Regions from separate parts of the Mus musculus genome. Here regions 1 and 3 are each linked to region 2. A link is a loop called in an ENCODE intact Hi-C map of the cell type or tissue named here. Cell type or tissue: heart. All regions are shown on one strand.

Region 1 (8,000 bases), 66 kb before region 2:
TGTTTAGTTTTTTGTTTGTGTTTGTGTTTTGTTTTGTTTTGAGACAGGATCTCATGTAGCCCAGGCTAGCCCCCAACTCTATGTAGCCAAAGACGACCTTGAACTCTTGATTCTCCAGCCTCCATCACTGCCAAGTGTTGGGAATTACAGAGATAATACCTTTATGTGAGACTTCAGTAGGTATTTTTGGAAGTTATTGTTCTGAAATCACTTCCTGTGGAATTCCTCCAGGAAGGAAACATGTGACAGGAGAGACCTAGAATCCAGTTTTAAGCTTTTTGAAACCACTGAGCTGCTAGCCACGGAAGCTGGAGTTTGGCCTGGTGTCCCTAGAACCCAGAGCCTCGCTTGAGCACCATGTGGTCCCTCAGTTTTCACAAACAGGTTTGGGACATGTTTTCACATGAAATAGTTTTAGTCAAATGTATGCTGTCTCTGAAGTGGGGTATCCCAACCTCAGATAGTTCCACCCCAAGGTATCCCCCATGCTATATCCTTTCAGAACTACTACCCGACTATCATCAAATTACTAATAAATTACTTTTCCCTGAAAAAGTCACTCTCTGTGTATTTTGTGGAAACCACTTCTGAAGCCTTTAACATCAAAAGGAAGATTGCTCCATCTGAGGCTTGACAGGACAGGTAAAAGCTCCCTGGCCCGGTTCGTGGCGGCCATTTCTGGCCAGCATGCGCCATGTTACTGCAAGCCATGTTTAACCTCCACCAGCCCTCCAGCCCCAGTCCTGTGTAGGCAGTGCTGGGACCGGGGCTCTCTGTGTGGCGGCAGCCCAGACTTTCTGCAGTCTGAGGGAGGTGCTGGTCTAAGGGCCAGCTTTGCAGTACAGATCTCTCTGTGTAAAGGAAGCCTCCTGTGGACTTCACCCCATGGGGATAAGGCTTTGTCTTACAGTCTGCCTCAGTGAGCCTTTGCTGGGTTGCCTGTGTGACCTGGAACTCACCATGTCAGTGGAAGGTGTTGGGGCAGGGCTGTGAGCAGATGCTGTCTTTGGAAACTGGCTCTTCTGGTTCAACCTGACATTCCTGTTCCCATTCTCCCGGCTAAACAGTAAGGGACCCTCACAACCCCTAGCTCACAGCCCCTTAAGCCAAAAGTCTAAAATCAGAACACTACCTCCAGTTGCTATAGCTCTGAAGTTGCCAGCCTTTAGTACAGAGGTGAAGATGTTGGTTGGCAGATCCGGGGCAATGAGATCCCAAGTAAGATCTTTTTAGCTCAGTGTTTCAAGTTAGGGGATGTTTCTTTTTTGTTTTGTTCTGTCATTTTGAGTCGGGGCCTCACTATATCCCTGTACAGTGTAGGCTGTGGAGCTCAACAATCCTCCTGCCTCAGCCTCCCAAGTACTGTGAGTAGAGGCATGTGCCCCGTTTTGAACAGTATGTCAAATTCTGCAGTTGCTTACACCCAAGCCTTTAGAAAAGTTAAGAGTTGTAATAGAATCCCTTTGTTAGGCCTGGCATGAACCTTAAAGGGAGCCAGGATGTGGAGAAAGAGGAACACTCCTCCATTGTTGGTGGGATTGCAGGCTTGTACAACCACTCTGGAAATCAGTCTGGCGGTTCCTCAGAAAATTGGACATAGTACTACTGGAGGATCAGCAATACCTCTCCTGGGCATATATCCAGAAGATGTCCCAACCGGTAAGAAGGACACATGCTCCACTATGTTCATAGCAGCCTTATTTATAATAACCAGAAGCTGGAAAGAACCCAGATGCCCCTCAACAGAGGAATGGATACAGAAAATGTGGTACATTTACACAATGGAGTACTACTCAGCTATAAAAAAGAATGAATTTATGAAATTCCTAGCCAAATGGATGGACCTGGAGGGCATCATCCTGAGTGGGGTAACACATTCACAAAGGAACTCACACAATATGTACTCACTGATAAGTGGATATTAGCCCAAAACCTAGGATACCCAAGATATAGGATACAATTTGCTAAACACATGAAACTCAAGAAGAATGAAGACTGAAGTGTGGACACTATGCCCCTCCTTAGAATTGGGAACAAAACACCCATGGAAGGAGTTACAGAGACAAAGTTTAGAGCTGAGACGAAAGGATGGACCATGTAGAGACTGCCATATCCAGGGATCCACCCCATAATCAGCTTCCAAACGCTGACACCATTGCATACACTAGCAAGATTTTATAGAAAGGACCCAGAGGTAGCTGTCTCTGTGAGACTATGCCGGGGCCTAGCAAACACAGAGTGGATGCTCACAGTCAGCTATTGGATGGATCACAGGGCCCCCAATGGAGGAGCTAGAGAAAGTACCCAAGGAGCTAAAGGGATCTGCAACCCTATAGGTGGAACAACATTATGAACTAACCAGTACCCCGGAGCTCTTGACTCTAGCTGCATATGTATCAAAAGATGGCCTAGTCGGCCATCACTGGAAAGAGAGGCCCATTGGACTTGCAAACTTTATATGCCCCAGTACAGGGGAACGCCAGGGCAAAAAAGGGGGGGGTGTGGGTGGGTAGGGGAGTGGGGGGGGGGAGGGTATGGGGGACTTTTGGGATAGCATTGGAAATGTAATTGAGGAAAATATGTAATAAAAAGATATATATATATAAAAAAAGGGGGAGCCAGGATGTGACCAGTAAGAGGAAGCAGTCTGGATTCGCTCGGAACCAGCCACTGTAGATGGTTTCGTCCTGGGGTTAGCTCTGGGGGGTTGGCCTTGGCTTAACGGGTTTGATTTTGTTTAGATTGGAGTTATTTTTGAGATAGGGTTTCATTGTGTAGTTAAAGGCTTGTCTCGAACTACTATCCTTCTGCTTCGGCCACCTATGTTCTAAGATTACAGGCATGCCCACCTTCAACTCTGTATTTTAGAACAATTCTTAGAAACTATTCATCTCCTTTTATTTGTAACTGATTTTTCTTGCTGAAAACTTAGAAAAGTCCAGAGAACTGTACTCCGTCTGCCTCTGTAGCATGCACCACCAACTTCATATTTCTTTTTAAAATGTATGTATGTATTTGTGTGTGTGTGGGTGTTAGGCTTACATGTATGTCAGTGTACTACAGGTGTGCCTAATGTCCACATGGGCGGGAAGAGGGCGTCAGATCCCCTGGAACTGGATTTACAGCCAGGTGTGAACCACCATGTGTCTTCAGTCCTTGAGGCTGGAGAGATATAGCCCAGTGGTTAATTCCCAGCAACCATATGGTGGCTCACAACCATCTGTAAAAGGATCTGATGCCCTCTTCTACTGTGTCTGGAAACAGTTGCAGTGTACACATATAATTAAAATAAATCTTAAAAAAAAAAGAAAAATTATTCTAAACTTCTTGGAAACCCTGGCAATGGTTACACAATATCCTTTATACTACAGCATTTGGGATTGTGCAAGGGTGGCCTTTTAGGCAAGTTCCTGTCATCCAAGCGCTGCAGGAACAAGCTTGTGTATCTTCGAAATTTGGATTGTGATAGAATCTTTGGACTATGACAGATACCTCCAGAGCGAAATAGCTGGATTTAAAAGTATGTGTTGTTCAATCAAAATCTCTCATGAATTTACCCTCCAAGTTTTGGCGTGCTGGTCTCGTGTCCTCTCTATTAAACTCTGCTGTTTAATCTAGGTCCAGGCCTCCCTGAGAAGGGACTCCCTACAGGGCTGTGTCTCCACTAGTAGCTGGTAGCAGCAGGTGGCAGGGCACACACGGTGGTGTGACACACACCTGCTCCCGCTGGGAAGGAAGCAGAGGGGAGTAAGCTAAGACCGGGACCCGGTAATTATAAAAAAGCAGCCATCTGCTCCGAGGCCGGTTATTAACCTGCGTCGGGTGCTGACGTGACAGCGCCAGCGAGATTTTTTTTTTCCCCCACAGGCAGATGGTGTATTTTCAGCCAGATTTGACTTTGACTCTGTGTTTGGAGATGCAGCCGGGGCCTGGAAGGAAGGGGGCGGGAGGGCTGCAGGGCGAAGGAACTATGACTAAGGATGCAGGGCAGAGGTCCCATAGCCAAGGATGTAGGAGTAAGACCCCATGGCCAAGGAAGGATGCAGGAGGCTAGGGCTGGAGGCGACCATTCAGCGACGATTATGAGGCGCCATCTAGCGGCGAACTGCGCACTCGCTGTTCTGCTCTGCAGCTCGGGCCGCAGCGCCCTCTACTGATCAGCATGCAAAGCCCAGGATGCCGCCACAGCGGGGGTTTGGTTTATGAGCTAGGGTGCAAAGGGTTTGAGCACTTCCTGAGGTTTTAAGACGCCATGAGTAGAAAGAACATAGGCTGGATCTCCTGCTGCAGCCTTTTTTTTTTTTTTTTCCATACAAAACTGGATGTTTCTTCATTCCGAGCAATCAACATATGGTAATTAAGAAATACCAGGATTCATCTCATTCTGGGTCTGTCTGGTGTCTACAGTTTGTTGGGAGGGAGGAGATAAGTGGCTTCATTAGCCGGGAAAGGCTTCGGAGGCCATTAAGATAATGGTGGCTTAGAAGGCTGAGTTCTGCCCTGGCTAGCTGAATCACAGCCTTGGGGTTAGTTCTGGCTATCCCAGTCTTGGCAGATGAAGGGTTTCCACCAAGGGTGTTTTTCTGTTGTTGATGTGATAGCCATTCACTTTATTATTTTAGACTTTTAAATTTTTTATCAAGGTTTTAAGACTTTATTTTTTATGTGCATTAGTATTTTGCTCACATTGCATGTCTGATTCTTGTGCATTCTGGAACTGGAGTTATGCACGGTTATAAGTCGCCCTGTGGGTGCTAGAAATTGAACCTAGATCCTTTGTAAAAAAAAACAACTGCTGAGCCATCTCTCCAGCTGCCTTAATTTTTACTTAAAAACAGAAAATTAGATTTAGTTTTTTTGGGAGTGGTGGCAATGATTTCTGAATTTGAAGCCAGCCTGGTCTACATTAGCAAATTCCAGGCCAGCCAGGGATATATGATAAGGTCCTGTAACAAATGTAATAATACAATATAACATCAATGTACATATTTAAAGTTTTATTTTAGTTTTTATTTATTTATGTCTGTGCACGTAAGTACAGGTGCCCTCAGGAAGGCCAGATGAGAGGGGGTCAAATGGAGCTGGAGTTACAGATGGTTTGAGCTACCATTTGGGTGCTAAGAATTGAACCTGGGTCTTCTGGAGGAGCAGCCAGTGCTCTTTAATCTCAGTGGGATTTCTCCAGCCCCGTGACAGACTGACTGAGACAGGGTCTCATTATGTAATCCTGGTTGTCTTGGAGCTCATTATGTAATCCAAGCTGGCCTTGAACTCTCAACAGTACCCCTTCCTCTGCCTCCGATATGCTGGGACTAACAGCGTGGACTACCATTCCCAGCATAATTGCACTCTTTGAAAAAGAGTAGTAGCCGGGTGTGGTGGCACACGCCTTTAATCCCAGCACTTGGGAGGCAGAGGCAGGCGGATTTCTGAGTTTGAGGCCAGCTTGGTCTACAGAGTGAGTTCCAGGACAGCCAGGGCTATACAGAGAAACCCTGCCTCGAAAAAAAAAAAGAAAAAGAAAAGAAAAAGAGTACTGAGTGTTGAGTCTCAATGGGCAAAGGCGCTTGCGGCTATGACCTGTGTTTGATCTCTGGAAGCCACAGGGTAGAAAGAAAGAACTGACTTCTGCCAATTGTCCTCTGACCTCTCCGCACATTGTGGTATAAGAGTGCATGCACACACAGCATCACACAACCACACATGCACACATTAGCTAAATTAATCCATTAGTTAATTAATTAAAGAAGAGCCCAGTGTGTTCATGCAAATCTGTGATCCCAGCACACTCAGGAGGCTAAGGCAAAAGGATTATGAATTTCAGGCCAACCTGAGTCCCTGGTTTTCTATCTCCAAAACCATGAAAAACTAGGGCTGGTGAGGTAATAAAGCCGGGAAAAAAAAGGCACTGCCACCTGACAGCCTGAGCTTGATCCTTAGGACCTACATGGTGGAAGGAGAGAATGGACTCGCACAAGTTATCCTCTGACTCACACACACACACACACACACACTGGACATAACTTTTAAAACATAAGAAACAGGGACTCTGAAGAGAGTTCAGACCTTAGCACCAGAGACAGACAATATGGTGTGAGTCTCTGAAGAGATCAGAGCCCCAGGGGCAGAGGAGGGAGAAATAGCTCTCAGAGGACAGGGTTCCGAAATAAGAGACTACACCGAGCAAGCTCTGCAGTTCTGACAGTGGGTAGGGAAGGAAGGGGTGGAGAGCACGATGTGTTGCTTTGATAGAAATTCACTTCTCAGGTGAGAGATCCTAGCCCTGGGGAGTCTGTCAGCCAGGGACCCACAGACCTGCATCAGCCTGTGGACATCGGGAAGGAGGGCTGCTGCAGACACTGTGGTCTGAGCAGAGGCTGGGTTCTAGCAATACATTCTTGGCTTTGTTTGGTTTTTGTTGTGGTGTGTGTGTGTGTGTTTGTTTGTTTTGAGACAGGATTTCTCTGTGTAGCCCTGGCTGTCTTGGAACTTGCTCTGTAGACCAAGCTGGCTTCAAACTCAGAAATCCCCTGCCTCAGCCTAGAGTGCTGGGATTAAAGGCGTGCACCACCATGCCTGGCTAACATCCGTTCTTAAACCACTCTCTTCTCAACTCTGGCTCCTGTTTTGCCTTCTGTCTTCTCGCTCTGCTTCTTGCTTCAGAAAGGAGAGGGAAGGGATCAGAAGTGAATGCCCACTACTTAATCTGCATCCACATCACCTGACCTAGCTCACTAACAACAGAGTCCCCTTCCCTGGGAATGAGACTCAGTCCCTTCTCCCACCTGAGGACTCCCCCTCAGCCATCTCCTGCATTCTTCAAGTCATTCTTTGTCATTCTTTCTTCCTTTCTGCTGGCTCTATCCCCCATATGGACACGTGTATCATTTCTTCCATATTAAAAAAAAAACAAACCAGCTCTAATAAAGGTCGTAGGACCTTTCAGTGGGAGAATGATAGTCTGTTTGGCAAATTTCACTGCGGGAAACTAAGTGTGTGCAAAGCAATGAAGCTGAGTCCCATACCTAATGACATGGAAAAATTAAGTCAAACAAACCAAGAAGTAAAAATATAAAATCCTTAGATGAAAAATGTACAGTAATTGGGGGCTGGAGAAACAGCCCAGTGGTTAAGAATACTGACTGCTCTTCCAGGTGACCTGGGTTCCTTCATAGCCCCCACATGGCTACTCACAACCACCTGTAAGTCCAGTTCCAGGGGACCCAGTGACCTCTTCTAGCCTCTGAGGGCACTGCACGCACATGGTGTACAAACAAACATGCAGGTAAAATACTCATAAATACAAGACAATAAAACAAAATACTTTTACTTACCATAAATGTGCAGTGAGCACACGAGATGAGTTGAGCCCCATCAGTCCTCCAAATCAGAAGGGGCTAGAGAAGTGCTCGGCAGTTAAGACTAGTTGTTGCTCTCACAGAGAACCTTCCGACGGCTCACAACCTCCTGTAACTCCAGTTTCATGGGATCTATCGCCCTCTTCTGGCCTCTGTAGGCACTGCACTCATGTGCACCTATACACCCACACATACATATAATTACAAAAAAAAATCTTCAAAGCTATGAGGAAATTCAGTTTCTGCACTACAAAAAAAATGGGTAAATAAAAATAGAAAGACGTGTCAGTGAGGCTGGGAAGAAATTAGAACCTTCCTTCAGTGCTGGAAGGGATGTAAAATGGTTCAGCCATTTTGAGAAGCGATTTGACAGTTCCTCCAAAACATTAAACACAGACTTGCCTAGTGATTCAACATTTCCACTTTTAGGTCTGTACCCAAGATTATTGAAAACACATGTCCACACAGAAGCTTGCTCACAAATATTCATTAGCCTCTTCACTTGTGCAGGCAAAAAGACAGAGAGAGAGAGAGAGAGAAAAAGCAAAAACCCTTATTCAAAAGATGGGTAGTAATAAAATATGATGTTTTAAGAAAAATCTTCTATTGTTAAGTTTCACTGTGTGTATGTGTGTGTTTGGT
Region 2 (8,000 bases):
CTGTCTCCAGTGGCAGAGTTCACAGGTCAATTGATCCCTTTGCTTTGAACTTCTTGGCAGACCGCTCACTTGCCCGAAGCTGGAATTTGCTTCCATAAATGTAGGAAATGAAGTCATCAATTTCTATGGTGAACACACAATTCAGCTTGGGGATGACTGAAGGGAAAAAAAAAAGAGGGGGAAAAAAGGATGAGAAGCAACATGGGGAGTGCATTCATTTTTGTGTGGAGCATTATTCATACATACTTGTATTCAAGTGAGTTGGACAGGTGTGGTGGCACACACTTTAATACGAGCACCTAGGAGACAAAGCCAGGCAGCAGGCAGATTTCTGAGTTCAAGGGCAGCCTGGTCTACATAGCACGTTCCAAGCTAGCCAAGGCTAGATAGTGAGAATGTCTAAAAAAAGTCTATAGGAATGAGGAGATCAAGCCAGAAATACCAAGGGAGACATGGGCCATTTGACTCAGTCTAAATGTAACTCAATGCCTAATTACAGGTTCTGGGGTGAATGACTCAACTCCCACGACCGAAGGCTCCCAGGCCCACCACCAGGTAGGGTTTTCCATACAATTTTGCACAGGTTCTTAGATGTGTGCTCATGAGGAAACTTCTATACCACTTCCTTAGACTTACAGTGCAAGCAGAACATCATGGAAAAACAATGAAGCAGGGCTCTGGGGGTAAGCCAGGGGCAGAGCGCAGGATTAGTAGACAGAGGTCCTGGGTTTAATTTCCAGAATCAACAGATAAAGGAATGAGTACAAACCCTCCATCTGTTGTTTGAATCTCTGGATATGTGGGTAAGGTCAGGTACAGAGACCCCAAAAGATCCAGAGTACCTGCTGGAACTTGCTAAAACTCAAGAGAACTAGGGTGCAGTTCTCAGAACTCCAGGTATAGGTTGCTTTGGTTTCTCCTGCCTTTCTTTTAGTTACTCATTTGAGAGGTGGTGACTTTGGTAGGTAGAGATCCAAGAAACAACCAAGCAGTTCTTCTGTCCTGTTCATGGACAGGCTGCAGGCTGTGTTCATAGATGTCTCCTGGGAGAGCCACATAGGCAGCGACCTCACTCACATCATAGTAAGCACTTGCAACCTGTTTGACTCCACAGGAAAGCAAACCTGGAAGGGAGATATAGTGGCATCTGATACCCTGGGGACACAGCACTCACCTTTTAGGTGGTCTTCTCTGGTGATGATCTTAAAGACATGTTTGGTCTCCTGCAGAAGGATTCCTGTAACTCCCACATAGGAGGGGCACTTGGATTTCGTGACTGCAAAGGAGAAAGGCAACTGACTGTAAGGACTGGGTGGTGCTGGCAGTCATTGCCAAGCCTCAGAGACAGGAAGATGGGCTTTTCTAAGCTGAGGAAGAAAGTGCTCAGAAGATAGTGGCTCTTGGGCAGTGACCCAGCTAGCAAGAGCCCAGGCTTCCTAGCCCCTTGTCCTGTGCTTCATGATCTCTTGGCTATTCTTGGGTGTCCTTTAGTTTTGGGCAGGGTTCTGGAGCCGAGAGGTAATACACAGAACCAACAAGTCCAGTGTACTGCTGTTGGAGCAAACACCATGGGCAGGGCATCTATCATTTACTTTTGGGTCTCCTGAACTTTGTCTGGAATGTAGTCCTTCTATAGAGTTGCCTAGCAATGGCATGAGCCACCTCATAGGCAGGCCCCTTTCCGCTTCCGTGTAGTCAGCATTCACAGAAGAAACTATGTGCCCAGTGAGCTAGGAGGGTGCTGGGGCAGGACACTGAATGAGATGGTTTGTATTCTGCTCCTGTGGAGCTGAAGCTGTGGTAGAGGACAATGTATAGTAAAACACGGGCAATTCTAATTCTTGATACTGATAATGGCTACAAGGAAAATAAGAACAGAATGGGGGTGGAAGAAGAAACTTTAGTGCTAGTAGACTCTCAGAAGTGACATCAGGAAAGGGGACCGAGGTACATGCATATGCAGAACCCCTTGGTTGAATGAAGGACTCAAGCAAAGACAACTGGTGTGCAAGCTACAAAGTGGCCAAAGGACACCGAAGCTGCTAGAGGCCTAGAACGGGTAACGTAAACAGCAGTCTGAAGTCTGACTGCAGCCTTCATTCTGGGTATTTAACCTTGTAGTGTATGTGGGAATAAAACAGTATGTGACCTGGGCAGGGTGTGGGGAGGCCAGAGAAAGTAGTCGCAGCACCTTGAGGGAGTGGGTCAGATTTGGGAGCTAGGTGTGTTAATGTCCTTGAGGTAGAGGATTGGGGAAAGAGGTAATTTGTATGTACTTCCTAGTTTCTAGCCTGGACAAGCTGTGCTATTCTAGGAGATGAGGCAAGCAGATCAGAGACAGCTGACCTCAGGGGACCAACGGCTTGGTGTTGGATAGCTAATCTGAGGTAGCTCTTGGATGTCCATCCAGGCAGCTTTGGGTGTCATGGGGTGAAGGAGTCGTGGGAAAAGTCTGCACTGGCGGTGACCCCTTGGAAACCATGATGGGAGGGAATCTGGGCCCAAGAGAATCGGCTAGAGCCTCGATTCCAACAGTGTGAGCAGATGGCACCAAGAGAGCACTTAGTGTGTGTTTAACAAGGAACCAGGATGGGTTAGATCACAACTATCTCAGATCCTCACTGCTTGTGACTTGGAGATAGTTCAGGGATGCCAAGTGACAGATGACAGGCTGAATGCTGTGACACACACTTCACTTACACTGAGTAACAATCTCCAGATGACTATATGCATTCATAGAAATTACCTGAAATAATAGCACCATGAAGATCTGCCTTTAGGAGCTTGGCCTGAATCATCTGTGGCTGCCTAGGAGGTGAAGAGCCCACAGAGAAGAGTCGGTAACAAGCCAGTAACAGTAACTGCAAACACAAACACAACCCCACAGCCTGCTGGTTTCTCAGAGCATCTCTAATGCTCTCCAGGCTTGGCATCTGCTCCCATGGCTTCCACGGCTTCAGAACTAAAACTCACGTGTCCGGCTTGAGCCCATTGCACAGGTCCCGGATGTACTGTTTCCAGAGTTCATGGAGAGGGAGGAACAGGCTGTATCTGTAAAGAAGCCAGAAGCATGAGCTCGGCGTTTACAGCGCGCAGCACACAGAGCTGGGCTCCAGGCTGAGGATGAGCGTAAGGGAGCACCGGAGACTGTGTGGGAGGCCAAGGCTCTCCAAAGTGCCAAGTAACTCCCCAACCTGCTACTCGAACTCAATTTCTTCCCTGGTAGAACCTCTTCAAGGCTAAATATCTGCTCTCAAAAAGGTGGTCCTTCACCTAGATGCCCACCCTCCTGGCCAGACATACGATGGTGGAGCCCCTGGCTCAGACCCCCAGCTGAAGGTGGCGATGCACCATCAGCCATAATGACCCAGGTGCTGTTCATCCACATTCCTTTTCCCAAGACAAATGAGCAAAGGAACATTAGTCTTCTTAGCCCACACTTCCAGGAGGTTAAACTTAATAGTCCTTGGGAGGAGCAATCCCTTCTGTAAGGTGACAGGACTGTGTAGAAGGCGAGAGTAGAGCCCGGAAGCTTTCCTCTGGGGTGATTATCATATGTCTTGGTGCACAGGGTTAGGCAGTCAAGAACAATGGCTCAAATCAGAAACAAGCACTTCCTTCAAGGAACCCAGAGAGGCAGATCCTTGGCAAAGTGACACTGTCATGCCATCTGGGACATAGAAAGATATGTGGCTAAAGTGCATTATACAAAGCCAGTAAACAGTAACTGCAAACACAAACTCAGAACTATATCAAGAAAGACATCCTCCCACAAGACAGTGATGTATTCCTTTCAGAAATGTCTGAAATGAGTAGGTGGGACCGTTCCTTGGCAGTAACCTCTGAGTGGGTGATACTGTCTAGTTATGTTCAAAGCTACAGGAAAGTACACATTAAGGCATATCAGTTCCTCTTTTCTAGAAAGCTGAAAGCAAACAGCCTGTTGCCATGGAAAACAGACTCACTTATTATTAGTGAGGCTAGGACAGAAGCTAAGTGATGAGAACCCTCAGTCTCACCAATGCCTGCCCCTCAGAGGCCAAGCACAGGCACAAGGAAATTGGAAGGGGGAGGCTGCCCTCTTGTGGCAAGAAGTACCTGAGCATGAGTATGTAGGGATGTCCAGTGAGGCCCCCCCCCCCCCCAGTCCTTGAACCCTGACAAAGATGACAAGGCAAGGTTGGATGGTAAGACCATTAGGAAAGATGGGCATACCTCTGTTGCTCTGGTTTAATGTCAAAGAGCCGCATGTCTCTCCTCTGTTTGGCAGAGAGGCCTTTGGATTTCTTCTTTGGCCTTGGCCTTGGCTTTAGGCGAGTGAAATATTCCAAGATCACGGCCTTGCGCTGCAGATGGCTCTCACAGTCTTCTTGGCTCATGTGAGGTATGCTCTGCTTCAGGAAGGCCCGCACAAAGGCCTCAGCCCGCTGGCTTCCCAGCTCCTGCTCGGAGACATAGTGGTGTTGTTCACGGTTCTTGTGCCCACAGACCCCAGGGCCCTCATACCCTGTTCCAGAAAGCCACTATCTTTGCTGATCCATCTCTCTATCCACTGAGGCTCACAAATCTCTTGCCAAGTGTTTGCTACGCACAACTGCCAAGATGTAAAAGAAACACTCATACACTAATTGTGACAGTGTCCCACACTGCAGCCAGGTCAAACAATGACTTCCTGTCCTGCTTCTTGAGGATCCTCTACTGAGGATTCAAAACTTTTTGTAATTTAGTACTTCTCTAATCCTTGTGGGGAAGGAAGTTTGAGACATGGATGATAGAGGTTAATCAGTCATGACTACAAGGCCAGCTTAAAGGGGAAGGGAGCTGGGGTTCTTAGGAAAACGAGCCAGTCTAGCACTAGGGGAAACTGCCTGTGGTTTCCAGGAAAGTCACGTCCTTTGAGGGGGCATTCTGACAGTGAGCTTCACAGTCCTCTTTAATCGCTTTTCCTCTGGAGTTAGGGCAGCAACAGTCTATTCCTCACTGGGCAACAGGTACCTCACTTGGCCTTCATCACCTGAAACCCTGTTACCTGAGGACCAACCTCTTCCCCGGGCCATTGGCTGGGCTCTTTTTTGCACTAACTGCACAGTAAGGCCAAGTCTGGGCTAACTGCCAGCTTTAGGTTAACGTATGAATGCTGACTTCTACCCTCTCTATGGTAAAGCAAGGGAGTGAAAATACAGAATACACAACCTTCAAGGTACTTGAAGGTAGGGATGGCTAAACAATCCATCATTGATATGACGACAGTTTGGTTCTTTTAAATATACATGTGGTCTCTCTTTCACTGGGAATTAAAAATTAAAGGTTAACTGGCCTTTTAAAATCTTGACTTCAAGGCTATGTTCTCTTTAGGAGCCACAGGTGAAGCTGTTGCCCAAATGACAAAGCACCATGAAACATCCAGACAGAACTTGTAACATCCACTTAGGAAATGGGCTGAGCACTGACCAGGATACAGAAGCAAGAGCAAGACTGGCTTCAGGTGGGCACAGGCTGCCATTTCCTGCAGAGTGGGAGATGACGGGAAATCAAGGAGTCCAAGTCCCTCAGAGCTGACTCTGGTGCCCTAAGAACAGAGTCTGGCTCATGAAGACATCAGCACAAAAGATGTCTATGGGGCCTGATATTCAGAGTGTAAAGTCAAGGAGGAATCCATGGGAAAGGACAGCTAAGCCAGTCTTAGAAGATACTGAGCCAGCTTTGCCATCACCTCGACTGCTGGCCGCCCACCCCTGAAGACTGTACCTGCACATCGTGGTCCTTGGCTTCTTTATGAGAAAAGGCATGGTAGATGGCAGCTGGGGGAGGAAAGACAAACATATGGAGAGATGATTATTCCTGTTAGGAATGAGAATACTAGCCGGGGCTTTTCTAACTATGCTAAGAAGTACACTTATTCAGAGAAGGAAGACTGGGTTAGTAGAAAAAAGAAAAACGTTCTTGGTTGATCCCTTTTGCTTTACTCTGCAGTGCTGGGGGACTAACGCCAGGGGAGTGTAATGTATGCTAGGCAAGTGCTTCACTGTGGATACAGACCCCAGCCCTCTTATGTGTTACTCCTTCATTTTAAGATAAGGTCTTGCTTTGTATCCTAGGCTAGCTTCCAACCCACATCCTGTTTTAGGCTCCCAGGTGCTAGTTGCTGGGATTATACACATGAACCACCATAGATACTTCTTACTCTTCCCTCTTGCCAACTTTGTCCTAGAAATTCCCAAGATGTAGTTTTTTTAAAAAAGTACTCCTCAAGCCGGGCGTGGTGGCGCACACCTTTAATCCCAGCACTTGGGAGGCAGAGGCAGGAGGATTTCTGAGTTCGAGGCCAGCCTGGTCTACAAAGTGAGTTCCAGGACAGCCAGAGCTATACAGAGAAAACCCTGTCTCGAAAAAAACAAAAAACAAAACAAAACAAACAAACAAAAAAAACAAAACAAAATAAGAACTCCTCAAGGCTTAAAGAATCGCTGGGATCTTATTAAAACGGAGGGTTTTGGTTCCTACTCCAGACTCAGCATGTCCAAAAAAATTCCTCGCTGGGTCACATTTAGAGTTGATCTGATTTTAAACACCCAGGAGGTATAATTATACTTGGGCAGTGGCCCAGTAAGTCTAGTAAGTCTAGACACTAAAAGAGAGGAGATATTAACGGGTAGGCTGTATATGGTTGAAACACTACATTTTGCTGACTACTAAGAGAGGCTTAAAACAGATTTTTCACACTTTAAAATCTATAATGTATCCTGACCAGATAAAATACAATAGTCTTTTTCCAAACTCTACATACTATCTTCATGATGATGAAACCTCTTTAAACCTCCACAATCCTGTTTCTTATTTGTTTGGAGGCAATCATCATGGTGGCACTGGGGCAGAGACTACAGGAGTAAATGGGAAAAGGAAGGGCCCATGACCAGAAAGTGCAGTTCACACTACACCCTATACACTGCACTTCTGAGCTGGGTGTGGCGGCACACATGGTTGATCCATCCCATTACTTGAGAGGTAGAGGCCGAGCTGGTTCACACGGTGAGCTCCAGGCTAGTCAGGAGTACATAGCTGACTTTATCCCAACAGCAACAATAAGAAACAAACAAACAAACAAACAATCCATCTCTGTCTCCCTGAGTATATGCTTGACCCAAGCAAACAAACCAAGGTACCACAAGTTTTATATACAGAATCTAGCTCTCTCTTGAACAATGGATCAAGATTGAACTTTATTGTGATAAACATGCAGGGGCTGGAATCCCAGGAAGAACTTTGTTTTATTTACCCCAGATGCCTCGCATCAAAGTTGAAAGTCTTTCTGCAACATGCAGTAGGTGTGGGACACTCACAGCTTGTCAAGCGGTTGGTTGAGTGAGTGTGCATATATATTATCTTAATGTCATTAATCTTTCTAAGCAATTTTTAACAGTAGCTCTTCTTTGTTATGCACATAATAAAGTGGTAGCTGAGACACGCTAAGAAACTTGTTCTCAGACAAAAAGGGCATGAATCACCAAATCAGAGGCAATATCTTTACCTCTCTCCTCTAGTACTGCCCCAGTGCTTGGCTGCCCTTCTGGGCACAGCTCTTTTCGGCTCAAATTCCAAAGCCTTAGGTGTACGATACTGCCCCTCAGCAGCTTTTTACAGGGGCAAGGGTGAAAACCAGGTGGCAGAGGGGTGCAGGTCCTTGACAGAAGTTATACGGGAAGGTAGTAGCTAGGTCCGGTCAAGAACTTGGACCCATCTCTTCTAGTTCCCCCGAGAGGCCCCTGAGGAGAGCACACAAACTCGATCCTGACATTTATTCCTAGCTAAGAGACTGAGACGGCGGATTCAGACTCCGGGCCTCCATTTCTTTTGTGTACTAAGGTAATTCCCTGGAAGTTGCCTTAGGACTCTGTTGAGACAGGTATCCCTGATTCATTTCCCAAGCCAACTTCTAGTTCCGAGGTTCTATATTCCCACCCCGGCCCCGCTCCGCGTCCCTCATCCCACTTACCCTTCAT
Region 3 (8,000 bases), 210 kb before region 2:
TGCTATGTCCCAGTGCTGGGATCTGAGCCTATCATTCCTGCCCTTCATCTATTTTGGGACCTAAAGACCAAAAACTCTCTTCTGGATGACACAGGGACAACTGTGGTGAGCTCTTGGTGTGAAGTCGCTATTTCCCCTGTTGGATGCATCCACGTGAGCTGAGTGCCAAAGAGTTCTTCGGGTACCCTGTCTACCGCTCTCCCGCCTCCGACTTGAAATTGAACATTGCACAGGGGACCCTGTGACATTACCTGTGGGCAACAATGAGCACTTCTACACCGCCTCAGAGCCCTGCCCCATGCCAAATGATATGGGACAGACAAGCAGACAGTCCATCTCTGGGAAATAAGATTCCACCTAGACATTAAGATCCAGAAGATAAACCGGGGGCATGATGAGCTGAGTATTCTGTAGACTCTCCTATCCTTGCATCTCCTTATCCCTCTTAAATCTGTTTCAGCCACAGGCTCTGTTCAATGAACAGCCCTATGTGACAGTCTTCATTTCTCCCTCTCCCAGATCTGGACTGAGCGACTGATGCAAGTCAGACATTTTGAACCCCTGGCTCACACCATAGCTCTCTGAAGGCTTGCCCACCTGACCCAGTGCAGGAGATCTTATGGACAGTACCCACTAGCCTGCTTTCCACTCTGTTTCCCTCTTCGGCAGGTGCCTCCCTCTTAATTACACCCAGAGAGCACAGGAAAGTGGATGCCAGCGATATTTATTTTCTGCTCTGAACCAAGCGCAGGTAACTCACCAGGGGCGTCTTTCTTAATGAGGGAAGAAAAATGTCAGAGCAGCGATCAGCCACAATGTGCCCAATGGTCTTAAAAATAAGCAAAAAAAAAAAAAATCACATGGAATTTCATTTTGCATTAGCTGACTGTGTATATGAGACTAAGAGGGAAGAAATGTCTTTGTAACTGGGTGAACACTGGTACTGGGAATTATCCCACAAGTGGACATGCCTCCTAGAGACACTCCCATTTTGGGGGGATTTTGTTCTATTCAACACCAGCTGGATGAAAGCCTGAGGCAGGAGGATGGCAATTCAAAGCCCAGCTCTGTTGAAAGCAAAGGCTAAGCTCTCTGTGGCTATGGGGTCAATGCCAGAGACCTGGTGAAGTAATTACCAAGACTGGCTGGTTGAATGATGGACTGAGTAACCCAGGCCCCCTTCTGAAGTATGTAGTGACAAGAGTCACCTCTGGAGCTAGCCACACTGTAGGAGCTCACCATAAGGTCTTAGTCGTGCTCAGTGAGCCTTGGAAACTGGGAATGAAGTCCTGGGTGGTTTCATTTAGAGCAAGAGAAAGGAGGAGGCACAGAGGATAAAGTGAAGGCTTTGTATCCCCCTCTGTGATAAGGAGACACAGAAGAAGCCGGAATGGAGTGAGGTCTAAAGGTAGCTGCCTGTCTGCCCCTCTGTATAATGCAGGAGGCCATGGGCAAAGCCTCTGAGTTGGGAGCACAGCAGCCAGTCTTTGCAGACTATCAGGAACCAGCCAGGAGAATACCAAGAGACTGGGGAGAGCAAAAACTGGAAGTGAGCATTCCTTAGGCTCCAACTTTAGAGGTCAGATCAGAGCCTCTGACCTTCAGACTTAGGGTCCCATTACAACCAGAGTCTGCCCCTACTATCCAAGACCCCATCCATCATAAGCATTCTTTCACTTCTTCTGGGTCCTGGATCTTGGGCTTCTAACCCCCAAGAGCAAAAGGAACCATATTTGGAGAAGAGAAGGTCCTGTCTCTGAGAACCCATTCCCTGCCTGAGTGTCAAAGAGCATCCTCAGGAACAGACCATGGCCTGTTTTGAAGGCAGCACTGATCTCAGTGGTCCCAGCCCCCTACATGTACCTGAGCTGTTTGATGAATGTGTCCCCAGGCTCGACTGCAGCTGTCCCCAGGGGACAGCTCTCAAGATAAATAAATAAAGCCTTCTCTGATGGTACATGCCGGTGTCCGGGCTGCAAGGCCTATTTTTAGAATGTAGGGCAATTTTCTCCCAGAATAGACAAGACAGCTAATCCAGGAGGGAGGCTGGAGAGAGATGAAGACGTCGAGTCTAGATATGAATTAGTTGTGAGTATATTATTTGAAGAAATGTTGAACAGCTAAGCAAATATTTGATACCTTTGAATTGGAGCCGGCGTTTCCACAGGCTGAGAGCACTAGCACTACTGAGACATCCCACTTTGTCCAGGTTGTACCTGGCTGTCACACCCTGCTCTGCAGCCCTCCTGCTGCTGCATGCTGAGAAGCCATGGACACTGTGTGAAGCCACCTGCTCAGCATGTCTCTGGGACAGTGGCTGCTTGCAGGCTTTCAGGACTCTCTCTCTCTCTCTCTCTCTCTCTCACCCCCTCCCTCCCTCCCTCCCTCGCCTCCTCCATCCTCAGATCCTCAGGGCCTTGGATGCTGGGACCGCAGGCTGTGCCATCACATCTGACAACTTTCCTTTTTGGAGAGGTATTTACTACCCTTCAATTTACCATATCTTTTTTTAAATTTTGTATTACTATATTTATTCTTTGTGTGTCAGAAAAGGAAGTCCTTTCTCTCCTTGCATCACGTGGGTCCTGGGGATCAGACTCAGGTCGTCAGACTTGGAGGCAAGTACTGTTACCACCTGACTCCTCCTACCATGTCTTATTAGAGGGGGTGAGGTGGCTGTCCCTGTAGGGCCTCATTGAAAAGGGTCAGAGAAAATGATCTGTTCTATATTTGGACCTTTTAGTCTGTGACCCTGGAGAGAGGGTTTGGAGACAGAAAAACAAGTCTGATCTGTAAGACAGGAGGTAGAGTCTCCAGGTTTGGACACAGCTTCGAGAGCTTGCAGAGTGGTGGGGAATCGACTTACAGTTGGAAGAAAGGCCTAGGAGTCCCAGGACAGCCAGTAGATCTATCTTGGGAGTGGTAGACTCGTGTTAGTTACCCAAGCTTGGGGGTGGAAGCCAGCATTGGTATCCCCAGTTCACAGATGCAGAAGTGAAGAATCCAAAACATGATCAGTTCTCGAACTCATTTGTCTGTGAGTGTGTGTGTGTGTGTGTGTGTGTGTGTGTGTGTGTGTGTGTGTGTGTGTGTTTCATCCTGTGCCTTGCACATGCCTGGCATCTGCAGTCTATCCTAGTGTGCTGGCTGGTTTTATGTCAACTTGACGTAAGCTAAAGTTAAAAGGAGGGAATCTCAGTTGAGAAAATGCTTCCGTTAACAAACATTCTTCTGTAGGGCATTTTCTTAAGTAGTGATTGATGGGGGATGTCCAGCCAACTTTGGGTGGTGCCATCCTTGGGTCATTGGGGCTGGATTCTGTAAGAAAGCAGGTTGAACAAGCCACGATGAGCAAGCCAGTAAGCAGCACCCCTCCATGGCCGGCTGCATCAGTTTCTATCTCTAGGCTCCTGTCCTGTTTGAGTTCCTGCCCTGACTTCTTTCAGTGATAGACTTCGATGTGGAGGTGTGAGCCAAATAAACCCTTTCCTCTCCAATTTGCCTTTGGTCATGGTTTTCATCATAGCAATAGTGACCCTAACTTAAGACACTCAGGAACAGTTAGTGTGCGCTCTGACCACGTACTACATCTTCACTTGAATTCACCAGTTAATCATTACAAAGGCTCCCCAAGGCATGCACATCTAACCGCTCTAACTTACAGAAGAATGAAAAAGAGTTCACAGAGGTGATCCTACTCAGCTGGGTCATACCAAGCCTGCCTCCCAGCTCTCTGCGCCGCCACTGATACACACGGCCTCCTCGGAGATGCTGGCTTTCTCACTCTGCTGGGAGAATCCCGAGCAGGACGAGAGGTGGCAGCGTGGACACTGTTGGCTATGTGGCGTGGTTTAAGGATGAGCAGGGATCTGCAAGCCCTGTGAGCCCTGTAAACCCTACAAACCCTGGCGCCGCAGCTGCCGAAGCGCAGCCACCAGATGGCAGCAGATGCCTTGTGATCCCGTGACCGTAAGGGAGCGCTGCCCCGGCCAGCGGAGCCCACCCGCGGTGCACCTCCGGGAGCTGGGCGCCTTGGCCCGCCGGTGTGCTACCCGAGAGCCCTCCCCGCTGTCCCACCCCGCCCGCCCTTGGCGGGCCGCCGCCTGCTGTTCGCGGCGCGAGCGCGCTGATTGGCTTGGTCTGTAGCTAGGGAGCCGAGCAATCAGCCCCTGCGGGGACCCAGCGTGGGCGAGCCCCGGGCCGCCAGAGTGACTGGATTGTCCTACCCAGGCGGATTAGAACGTTCTCTCCCTCCTTACCATTTCACGCACTTCAACCCCGAGGCGTCACCCGGTTCGACTTCCGACGGGTGGCACAGGGCCGACCAGAGCCCCCTGCGATCTGCCCGTTTTTAACGCCCAGCTAGGCCCCACTGAATGCCATCACAGTTAAAGCAGGCTACATCTAGCCCGGAGCGCTGTAAATGATGAAGGGGACCAAATGCCTGTAAATCCCAGGGCTCTTTCTGAGCTCAGCGTGGGTACTGGGCGAGGGGTGGGGGGGATGAGGAGTCTGAGAAGAGTATCTAGACCGGGCTCACTATGAGCCCCTGGAGATCAAACCATACAAGTATATCAGTACAGGGCCAGAATCCTCTGCCCCTGAAGACCCAACGGAGAGTCATGTGTGCCTTGAACTCCATTCCACAGAGAGGGAAACTGAAGCCAGGTGGAACTGAAACCATGCAGGTCAGAGAAGGCAGGGGTCGGAGGGGGCTGCGGGGCGGGGGGGGGGGAGGGGGGAGGGGGGAGGGGAAGAGTTGGACTTGAACCTCTTAGTCAGTGACCTTAGAGAGTTGTCACAGTTAGAGCCTTTAAGAGGCTAAAAAATAAAGAGCCCCACCCTGACCATTACACACCTTACACTAATAAGACCTGGGGGGGGGGGGGCGGGAAACCCACCTAGTCAAGATGACATGTGTGCCCAACCCCCAGAGAGGGAGCCTGAGCTACACTGTCAGCTGCACTAGTCGCCACTGGCTACTAGGCTTGGCTGACCCAGCCTAGGCCACGGATTGGGTCACAAGTTAGGGCTTCTCTGGTCATAATTGAGGGGGTATTTTACAAATTTTGCAGTATTGTGTGTGCATATTACAAGTATTCTGAGGTCCTTAGAAAAGGAAGGAATAATTGAAATAAAACAAAATATCAGGGTTTGGGAGATGGCTCAGCGGTTAAGAGCACTGACTGCACTTCTGAAGGTCCTGAGTTCAAATCTCAGCAACCACATGGTGGCTCTCAACCATCCGAAATGAGATCAAGTGCCCTTTTCTGGGGTGTCTGAAGACAGCTACAGTGTACTTACATATAATAAATAAATAAATAAATCTTTAAAAAAGTATATCAGCCCTGAATATATGTGAAGTCACCCCTGGATTCAACGGATTGAAAATATTCACCCTTAAACTGCCTCATACAGACTCTCTTATCCTTGTTCCCTAAGCAATGCATTAAGCAGCTATTTACATTGCACTAGGACTCAGCAGTCACTTAGAGGGGCTTAAAGAACATGGGTGTGTGCACAAAGGCTGTATACAAACCGCAAACCGTCATGTGCACGGGTTGGGAGGATTTGTAGAAGGAACCAACTCCCTACAGCTATCAAGGGCCTACTGCATAATGCAGAGAAATAAAAAAAAAAACTGCAAAATATTTTTCTCCTTTCCTTTTTGATGCTGACTTAATAACCCAGGGTTTGTGCATGCTGTCACTGCCAGCCACTGAGCCAAGCCCCCAGCCCCTCACTGAGGGATTCTAGACAAGTCTCTAGATCAAGAAGGTAGAATTTGGGGAGACACTGTTGGGACCATGCTGGCTCTGGTGCTGTTCTCTCTGTCTGATCCCCCACCCCTCTGGGTCTCTCTGCATCTCTGTGAGGCAGAGATGTTTGTAGACACCGCAAGACCGACCGCTGTGGCAGTAAGGAGAGAAAGCCTGACAAGCTGTGCATGGTTTCAAGATTTACCACGTTTCAAAATTGGACACGTTAATTAGGGCCTTGTCCCAGGACAACACTGCCTTTATCATATCTTCTATCTGAATATGTGTGTGTGTGTGTGTGTGTGTGTGTGTGTGTGTGTGTGTGTGTGTGTGTGTGTGTGCAGGTGCCAGCAAAGTCCAAAAACCAACAGAGTCCATGGAGCTGGAGTGATAGGCAGTTGTGAGCTGCCATGTCATGCTGGGAGTCAGTCATACCTATGTCCTCCACAAGACCAGCAAGTGCTGCTAACAGCTAAGACATCTCTCCGGTACCCCCGCCCCCCACATAAGTCTATTTCTCCGCTACTCCACAATAGCAAATTAGCATGGATTCAGTGCTTAGAGCGATGTCAGGTCTGCAGTCAGAATTCTGGGTGAGGTGTGAATCTGCTGGGTCATTTACTGAGCGTTTTAGAAGGCTGAAGTCAAGGTCTTCGCTTCTATCTGAAGGTGCTGGTGAAAGTGGTGGGGAAGGGGGACTTTGCCTCCACTTCATTCATATGCTCATAGGACTAAAGCCGTGTGTGTGTGTGTGTGTGTGTGTGTGTGTGTGTGTGTGTGTGTGTGTGTAAAACACAGTTCTATGTCTGTGAGCTCTCCATGGTCTTTACCTTTATAGAACATCTTTCTGATCCTTAGGCATTGTTACCTGTAGCTCAGTGCATGAGAGACACATTCAAAAAACAAAACAAAACAAAACAAAAAAAAATACCCTCACCTCCTCTCCCCTCTTCTACTCCTCCACTTTGCCCTCCTTGGCTTCCTCTTCCTCCCCCTCTTCCTCTTTTCCCTTCTTCTTCTCATAACTTAGGGTCTTGTCTTGTTACCACCTCATCCTCCTGAAGTTTGGGGTTACGGACACCCACCGCTATCCCCGGCTTGATTCACGTTCTTATAAACAGTTTATAAGCATCTTTTTTTTTCATATTTTCCCAACATTGTCAAAATGCTTAGTTGTCATCAGTGTAATATATAAAATATAATATTGATTTAAATTTGCATTTCTCTGAGCATTAGAAAGATGAAATCATCTTCCATACAATCCTTGGATATTTTGTTTTCTTCTTATTCAAATTGCTCCTCCATAGTCTTTGTTGCTCTTCATAATCGTGATTATCTTAGGTATGGTTTTATTGCTGTGAAGAGAGAGCATGAGGAAAACATTTCATTGGGACTGGCTTACAGTTCAGAGGTTTACTCCATTATCCTCCTGAAGGGGAGCATGGTGGTGGGCAGACAGATGTGGTGCTGGAGAAGGAGCTGACAGATCTACAACTGGATTGTCAGGCAGCTGGGAGAGCTAGCTGACTTGAGCTTCTGGGTCTTCAAAGGCCACGCCTTATTGACACACTTCCTCCAACAAGGCCACGCCTCCTAATACTCGGTCTCTATGTCCCAAGCATTTCGACATCTGAGTGTATGGGGTCATTCCTATTCAAACCCCCACAGGGATCTTACTCTGTGTCAATTCTTTGTAGAGTTCTTTTACCATGCAGTGTGTGCTGCAGCAGGTCTGTGGATGCCAGAAAACAGTTTTGGGGAGCTAGTTCTCTCCTTCCACCTCAATAAGGGTTCTGGGATCCAACTAAGTTGTGGGGCCTGTGGTGAGTGCTGAACCCACTGAGCTGTCTCACAGACCCAATTTTAAAAAACAAAACAAAATGAAAGCATGATCCACAAGCATTATTTGTATTCATTTATCTTTATATTATTTTCAGTTTTCTAATTCTTTGGAAATTTCACGTTTATTAATTCTCTCCCACTGTTATTTTTCTTCTTTCTCTAATTTCCTAAATGATTTAAGTGAGTTGATTTTGGCGGCCCATGTCTGTAACTCCAGGACTGGGAAGGCTGAGCAGACAGATCAAGAGATAGAAGCCTAAGGCTGGAGAGATGATTCAGATGCTAAAAGCACCGGCTGCTTTGCCAAAGGACCTGGATTTGGTTCCTAGCACCCACGTGGTAGCTCAAGGCCATCTTTAACCCTAGTTTGAGGAAATCTGATGTCCTCTGACAGTGCCT

Evidence for each region. Hi-C counts contacts between places; a loop is a spot of excess contacts. Peaks named below come from ENCODE experiments on the same cell type or tissue, not always from the same donor. Only the 100,000 strongest peaks of a DNase experiment are listed, where the experiment ranks them.
Region 1: a loop joins it to region 2, with 5 times the contacts of the local background. A loop is called at or near these places in 24 of 42 quality-filtered maps.
Region 3: it touches region 2 in a loop (4-fold over the local background); 2 of 42 quality-filtered maps call a loop at or near these places.

The regions. Positions count from the first base shown.
Region 1 is chr7:38,197,014-38,205,013 of GRCm38, forward strand. 1600014C10Rik (RIKEN cDNA 1600014C10 gene) reads left to right here. Exons shown (of 4, transcript NM_028166.3): 4 at 1-555. Among named protein-coding and RNA genes, the nearest start is that of 1600014C10Rik, 17 kb to the left of the region's middle. In heart, a CTCF peak has its summit at 7,502 (motif pointing left); a DNase peak (open chromatin) is centred at 4,058; H3K4me3 peaks cover 569 bases.
Region 2 is chr7:38,263,154-38,271,153 of GRCm38, forward strand. It overlaps Pop4 (processing of precursor 4, ribonuclease P/MRP family, (S. cerevisiae)), which reads right to left. Exons shown (of 7, transcript NM_025390.4): 1 at 7,994-8,000; 2 at 5,749-5,801; 3 at 4,216-4,442; 4 at 2,974-3,051; 5 at 2,747-2,808; 6 at 1,175-1,276; 7 at 1-156. The coding sequence starts at 8,000. The coding sequence ends at 20. Among named protein-coding and RNA genes, the nearest start is that of Pop4, 4.2 kb to the right of the region's middle. In heart, CTCF peaks have their summits at 4,053 (motif pointing left) and 4,252; a DNase peak (open chromatin) is centred at 4,068; H3K4me3 peaks cover 1,232 bases; H3K27ac peaks cover 613 bases.
Region 3 is chr7:38,057,292-38,065,291 of GRCm38, forward strand. Gm30684 (a long non-coding RNA gene) reads right to left here and starts at 5,022. Exons shown (of 7, transcript XR_003946753.1): 1 at 4,902-5,022; 2 at 4,260-4,417. It overlaps Gm30771 (a long non-coding RNA gene), which reads left to right and starts at 3,989. Exons shown (of 5, transcript XR_391291.4): 1 at 3,989-4,688. In heart, CTCF peaks have their summits at 3,938 (motif pointing right) and 4,137 (motif pointing left); a DNase peak (open chromatin) is centred at 4,060; H3K4me3 peaks cover 1,175 bases; H3K27ac peaks cover 1,849 bases.